Regions from separate parts of the Homo sapiens genome. Here region 1 is linked to region 2. A link is a contact called in ENCODE Hi-C or POLR2A ChIA-PET data. All regions are on one chromosome and are shown on one strand. The core of a region is the stretch at or near the end of the contact, and the rest is flanking DNA. Distances in the headings are between cores, read along the strand shown. Region 1 overlaps ARMC9 (armadillo repeat containing 9). Region 2 overlaps ARMC9 (armadillo repeat containing 9).

Region 1 (3,661 bases), core at 582-3,081, 70 kb before region 2:
GGATAGCAGTGGTGGAAGTTGTGAGCGCACAGATTTCAGCTCAATGTGATTTAGAGTGAGCATAATTTACCCTGGTCTCAGGCCCCATCCCACTACAGCCCCCCACTTTTTTTGAGATGGGGTCTTGCTTTGTTGCCTAGGCTGGAGTGCACTGGCAGGATCTTAGCTCACTGCAGCCTCCGCCTCCCAGGTTCAGGTGATTCTCGTGCCTCAGCTTCCCTAGTAGCTGGGATTACAGGCGCACGCCACCATGAACCAGCTAATTTTTGTATTTTTAGTAGAGATGGGGTTTCACCATGTGGGCCAGGCTGGTCTCAAGTGATCCGCCCACCTCGGCCTCCCAAAGTGTTGAGATTGCAGGTGTGAGCCACCGTGCCTGGCCCCATTAGAACCATTTTATCTTTAGAGTTGCTAAGCAGCTAACTGAAAACAGTGGTTTCATTTTTCTGTGTTTTGGGTCTAAATATTAAATGAAAGAACATTTACACTGCTAAGCAAGATAAGGTATGACTCCAACACCTTGCAAATAATTTTGCTGTCTCCTTCAGAGCTGTCACCTTGGGAAGTGATAACCACATTCCAACAACAGTGCTACTTCTCAAAGGATTCTTAGAAATTTTCTTTAGCCTAAGATCTGTCACTCTCTTTTTTCCCTCCAACTTTGAAAGACAGTTATAAACGTAATGCTAGCCTCCGGTGAAAGCTGAGTAAAATCCAGGCAAGACCGGCTGTGCCCGGACTGCCCCGGCTGGCACCGGTGATGCGCAGTGAGGCTTACCTGGGAGAAGGAGCCCCCATCTGCTGCCCGGGGTTCATCACAGAGTCCCATTTGGCCCAAATGACAGATCTTTTCCTTATAATTTTCCAACTAAACCTCTTCTAGAAATCTTCTGAAAATTCTAGTTATCACAAGTATTTTCAAACATCAACCTCTTAAAAGAGTAGCAAAAGTCCAGAAAATTATAAGACTTCTGTATTTGTTCATTTACAGTAGACAATTGCTTTCAGAATGAAATTTCCAGAAATTGAGTTCTCATCATTAACTAGAACAGTTGAACAAAATGAATTTTCCCTTATAAGATAAAAACAGGATTTATAGCAAAAACAAAGCAAAATGAAAAACCAAAGCAAACCGAAAAACCCAAAGGGATGATACAAGAAGGGAAGAAAACAGATCTCGAGACAAACTTTAGGACACAATGAAAAAAAGTTGTTAAAAACAAATAATTAAATATTAATTTAAACTATCATTTAGAATGATATTGAAGGGCCAGGCACAAAGGTGGTGACTCATTATAATCAAGAGAAGGCTGCCCAAGTCCGGGAACTGCCTAGGGGCTGGCAAACAATGGCCCACGAGTCAGGTGCCTGCTTTCCTATGCTCGCCAGCTAAGAATGATTTTTGTGTTTTTAAGTATTTGAAAGAATATTTAATGACATGCAAAAATTGTATGAAATTCAAATTTTTAGCGTCCATAAATAGTTTTACAGGAACACAGCCACGTTCAGCCACTTATGTACTGCTGACAGCCACCGTGTTACAATGGCAGAATTGAGTGGTTGGAACAGAGACTGTGTGGCCTGCAAGCCCTAAAATAGTTCCTATCTTTTCCTTTACACAAAGTGTCTGCCGACTCCTGTTCTAAACCCAATTTTACCACCATCAACTCTCTGTGTGAGCTCAAGCTGGTGTTTTTCCCTCTGCCTCCACCTTTGTAAACAAAGGGGCCTGGAGAAGATGATAGGGGCCAGGACCCCTATCTGGAGGTCAAGCTCTGCACTGCTGGACAAGGCAGGAAGAGCCAGCAGGAGCACGTACCCGCTGATGCCACCTGCAGCCTGTGAAGAAAACGGCAGCCACAGAGGCCGCCTGCTGAGGAAGCATCTCCCAGCAGATCTTAGCAGATCCTCTCTGGCAGGGGCTCTTAAATACCTCTTTCCCAACTGATGCCATCAGTGATCAAAAACCTGGCTTTTACACATTTTACAAGCTGATAGGCCACGACTCCAAACAAAAAAACATCCTCTGACATCCACTTTTTCAGTGAATGCTCCCCCCAAAATAGATGAAAATGTTCCAGCATTCACTGCAGGAGTAACTGCTCCCTGCAAATGAAGGCAGGCAAATCAAGGATGACCAGAGGGGACAACAGGTCTTTTCTTCCTAGGTATCTGAAGGAAAACCATGTAAAATCTTGTCATCTGAAAATCCAACTACAGTCCCTGAGTCACCATTCTTTACATCATTTCAGAGACTCGCATACATTAACTTCTAAACCTTCATGCTCTAAAACACCAGGCAAGTAGATTTTTCACAGCTGAGGAAACACAAGTCAAAAGAATGCAAATAACAGAGAAAACTGGTCAGTTCCGTTAGCTCTGAACTAAACCCAGGACCCCTCACGCCAGAGACTCTCGCCAGGCGCCTACACGCCCAGCACTCCCACCGGTGAGGAAGACAGGCCGAGGCTCGTGCCCCTTCAGAGCAAAAGCTCACACAGAAGAATGGTCATTGTTCAGCTTCCCATGAAACTCGAATGACATGCAATGCTGCGTCTCTGCTGTGAACCCAATGAGTGTGGGAGTCTTCAAACATGGCCGCTGGGCTCCCCACATGAGACCCCAAGTGAGACCCGAACCACCACCCAGCTGAGCTTTAGCCAACCCTCAGAATTGTGAGAAATAGTGTAGCAGGAATGAAAAATCTCCATTTCTGGACTAACTTGTCAAGGCAGGAAAGAGAGAATAGTTTGGTATGGGTTTTCTATGTGGTGTCAAGAACCTCCAACTTACTTCATCATCTTCATCTTCATCATCATCAGATTCAAGAACACCATCTGGTAGCTCTTCTATAAAGAAAAAAAGAATCAATGAATAATGGATAAACAGTGGGAGCCTTGGTCCACAGAATCTGTCAGCCTCTGCAGAGACATAAACACCTTAATGAGAATGAGGTTACATCAAAGTCATCATGCTCCTAACCATCCTAATCACAACCATTTCAGTCACTGTCTGAGATCATCCTAAGCAATTTTAAATAGTAAATCTCTCCATTTTTACCAGAACATGATTATAGTAGCATGGGGAAAATTAAAAGCCAGCATATAATTTTAGGGGAATTTAGGGAAAAGTAAGTAAATATTTATTTCAAGGCATCATGCTAGATTCTGCCATACCCGTTATTTCACTTAATCCTTACAAATATGTTGTTGACTATTATCCCCCATTTTACAGAGAGGCACAGAGAGGAAAGAGAGACTTCTTGGTCTCACTTCCAGTAAGTGGCAGGCAGCTGAGATTCAAGCCGAGTCTATCTCTAAACTCCATGATTTTTCCACGGGCGGTATGGGTGGTGGTCATGGCAGGTAGGGTTCCTGAAGGCTCTGTGGTTCATCGCTAGGTCTTTTTAAGAATTTACAAAAGAGCAGTAAGTTGGTAGCACAAAGGAGTTACAGAAAGAAAGAGCCCCGGCTTCCTCCTCTGTAGAATGGGGGTTGTACCAGCCACTTCTCAGGGTTGTCGGTAGGACCTCACAATACACCACAAGGGAAGCGCCCGGCTTAGGGCCAGGTAAGAAGCAGGCACTGCAGAGGTGTTGGTACTTTCTCCTCCACGAAGTCTTCCCTGATCCCCTTGCTCAGCAGCCATCTCTTCCTCCCCG
Region 2 (3,340 bases), core at 664-3,163:
GCAAGTGCCTTTCCTGTCTTCTTTAAAAGCTTCTGGTAATCTCACTTAACCGTGAAAACTTCCTATCAAGATACACAGAACAATGATATCATGCAACCACTTCACTTAAAACAATGCCTGAGTCTAGAATTAAATTAAACTGGGGGCATGTCTGTGCCTTTGGTTATTACAGCCTTAGCTGCAGGATGAGGGGACAAGGGGGTGACAAATGACTGTCATGCCTGGGCCCAAAATGCGAATCTCCAATCTCCATAGCAACACCACATTACAGAGTTCACTCCGCCACAGATGCACTTTGCTTGCCAGACTCAAATCCACAGCCATTCTGCTTGGCTTCCAGAAAACTCAGTTAAAATTGACCCTAAAGAAGGCTTAAAAACTGGTCTCCTTACTGAAATTCCAACATTAAAAACCTGTAGAGAAAGACAATTCTTTTATTTGCATTCCCCTTCCCATGTTTATTTGATCTGCAAAACTGGGCCACTTATCAGATTTACATAATGCTCCCAGAAGAAAGCTATGCTCAAAAATGCAGTGTATGCTAGGGGGACATGAGCTGCAGAAACTCAGGAACCAGAGAGAGAAGTTTCTCACCACCTTCCTGCCCCCATTGCCTGGGGGTCCAAAGGCTAGTTCAGAACAGCGACCTGGCAGATTCAACTAACAACTAAGGCAGTTCTCTAGGGTCCAGAGATGCAGGGTATGGTGGTGGTTTTAAAATGCCTGTAGTCTTTGACACACCCTCCTTCCCATCAAGAAGAGGAATGTAATTTCCTTTCTCTGAAGGTGAGGGGGCCTTAGGAATTCACTTGCAAGAAACAGAATGCAGCAGAAATGACTGACTGACTTCAGAGGCTAGGTTAGAAAAAGTGATACAGCTTCCTCCTGGCTCTCTCTGGGGACATTCACCCTTGGAAACCAGGCAACATGCCTGGAGGAAGCCCAGACCACAAGGCCACGCAGGTGTTCTCGTCAAGGGCCTCTGCTGAGACCCCACGTGACAGCCAGCACCGACCACCACTCTGCGTGTGAGTGCCTTGGAGTTGGCCCCAGGCCGCTCCGCCTGACTGCACCTGAGAGACACGCTGAGGGAGAACAGCTTAACTGAGCCCACAGCTCCCAGACCATGCAGGCTCATCATCACCATTATAAGTGAATGTCATTGTTTTGTGCCACCAAGTCGGGATGGTCTGTCAGGCAGCAATGGAACAGTGGGCTGAGGTGTATTTCCAGGAGCTGCAGGGCAAGATCCAAAGTCCCAGTCCAGTTGAAGATGCCAGCTGTGTTGGATGTGAGCAAACTGGCCCGGGACGCACCGTGGCCAGGCCTGGGCCTAGGCTAGCACTGAGAGAGCGGGCCTGCAGAGCTGAGGATGCAGGCTGGGAGTCTTCCTCCACATACTGTACTGGGGGTAGGGCAACCTTGGGGAGCTCCAAGACTCAGGGTGCTCCTGCGACCCTTGGAGCAGTCCAGGTTGATCCCATGGGGCCGTATCTGTAGCCCTGCTCCTCCATGAAGGGCCAGCAGGGCCTGTCCCCTCTGAGCGACAGAAGGGTCAGCATGGCTGGCAGAACCAGTCACACACTTAGAACAGCTGAGCTGGGGATGCTTGAGGCTACCAAGAGCAAAACCAAGCATCCGAAGCCTTCTCAAAGGCTGACGCTGCCAAAGCCATCTTGAGTGACAAACCCAAACCCAAGCTCTCCCTGAGGTTGACAAACCCCATTGCTTATCTGCCAACTCCCTGGTGAGCAAACAGCTAAATAATTTACTAATTAATGCTTCCTTTCTTTAAAAGAGTTTCACTCCCTAAAAAGAAACAGGAAAAAGCAATGGCAGGGAGTTCTGAAATCCTCTCTGGCATGACTCTGCTTTGAAAGGGCAAATGTGCTGGCGCATGGAACAAGATCTCCTGTAGTCACACTCCACCTACTGGGAACTGAGGGTTATGCCATCAATACTCACCAGAGGGATGACATGCATCACAGGCCCTTTCCAGCATCATCATTTAAGCAGCTGTCAAAACGTAGTATCAAAGGCAAAACTGAGGTACAGCGCCCCAACTGGGGCCACCAACTTCATATTAACTACACTTTTTCTCACCTTACTCAAAAGTGAACAGTTCTGGTAAAAACAATTGACCATGGAAAAATAACACTTCATGCTACAAACTGAAGACTGGAATTCCTACTTGGGAATGGAAAATGCTTGATAAGAATGGGTACTCCATATGTCTTCGAAGACCCCAGTTGACTAGTTCAAGGTAAAAGTTAAATATTAAAATAATTAAAATAAATTAAATTAAAAGAACTCTATCCTTACCCATGCTGCCCTACACCTTCTAGGGAAAATGTGCTGCTGCTGCAGTTACCTCCCTTTGGGATGTTATTGGATTCTCTTCATTTCTCCAAGGCTTAGCTACCTGACATGCAAGACGAAGCTAACAATACCAGCCCTCCCGAAAATGGGCCTCAAGGAACTGCAGGTCACTATGACTGCAAAGCCTTTCATAAATATTTAGACTCTTAAAGCCAAAATCATGAATTCTCTCCATCTTTGCACCGATCTTACTACTTCAAACCTGAACTGGCAAAGTTGTTCTTAGACAAATTTAAATCTAGATGATTTACCTTTGTTACTTTGTCCATTCTCCTTCTGGGATGAAAAAGAAGTTCAGGAAAACAGGCATTCAGGGAACGGTACTTGGGGTATCGGACATCCTGTGGCCAATGTGAGAAAGCACCTCAGCATGATGAAACAGAATTCTCGGAGCCGGGAGGGCCAGCTCCAACTGTTGCTGTAAATAGCTAAGCAACTTCTCCATACTGGCCTGACCCACTCCCATTTCAGAAGAAGGCAAGTCCTCTTCTCCCCATTTCAATTATCACTGTCTGAATTCAAGTCTTGCACTATTTCAACAGCCTCCTATCCCCTTCCTATCCCCTTCCAAAGGCCTTCCCCACTGCTACCAAGCCAACTAAAAATGCAAATCTGATTTTATACATAATTCAACTCTAACTTCAATTCAAAGCTTTATCCTAAGGAAATTGATATTGAGGTGAAAACAGCATAGCACAGTATTGCTAAGACCACAGACTCTGGAGCCAGACTGCCTGGGTTCAAATCTCAGTTCCCACACGTCTGGCTGCATGACTGAAGACAGTTACTTAACATGTTTCTTTTCCCTTAATTTGTCTTAAACTTTTCCTTAGTATTTTGGTAATAGCTTTATTCACGTACTGTATAATTCACCTATTTAAAGTGTACCTTTCAGGCCAGTGTGGTGGCTCACGCCTGTAATCCCAGCAATTTGGGAGGCTGAGGCGGGTGGATTACCTGA

Evidence for each region. A loop is a pair of places that touch in the nucleus more often than their neighbours do. ChIA-PET counts read pairs that join two places held with the same protein, here RNA polymerase II (POLR2A). Pooled maps may share reads with other maps.
Region 1: a map of dorsolateral prefrontal cortex shows a loop between it and region 2 (3-fold over the local background). The contact joins two enhancer-like sites. A Hi-C loop is called at or near these places in 17 of 168 maps with a recorded cell type or tissue (B cell, Caco-2, Calu3 and 13 more), 29 of 37 single-sample maps with no recorded cell type and 23 of 50 pooled maps. POLR2A ChIA-PET finds 5 or more read pairs at or near these places in 3 of 52 experiments (GM12878, H1 and OCI-LY7).

What each region holds. Positions count from the first base shown.
Region 1 is chr2:231,295,386-231,299,046 of GRCh38, reverse strand. It overlaps ARMC9 (armadillo repeat containing 9), which reads right to left. Exons shown (of 25, transcript NM_001352754.2): 19 at 2,794-2,849. Among named protein-coding and RNA genes, the nearest start is that of MIR4777, 65 kb to the left of the region's middle. Within about 2 kb of position 1,831, at least 4 of the 41 ENCODE cell types and tissues checked have a DNase peak (open chromatin) inside an H3K27ac peak, as active enhancers do; they include dorsolateral prefrontal cortex, where a contact is called at or near this core.
Region 2 is chr2:231,226,089-231,229,428 of GRCh38, reverse strand. It overlaps ARMC9 (armadillo repeat containing 9), which reads right to left. Exons shown (of 25, transcript NM_001352754.2): 7 at 2,631-2,655. Among named protein-coding and RNA genes, the nearest start is that of ARMC9, 29 kb to the right of the region's middle. RefSeq lists an enhancer at 976-1,045. Within about 2 kb of position 1,913, at least 7 of the 41 ENCODE cell types and tissues checked have a DNase peak (open chromatin) inside an H3K27ac peak, as active enhancers do; they include dorsolateral prefrontal cortex, where a contact is called at or near this core.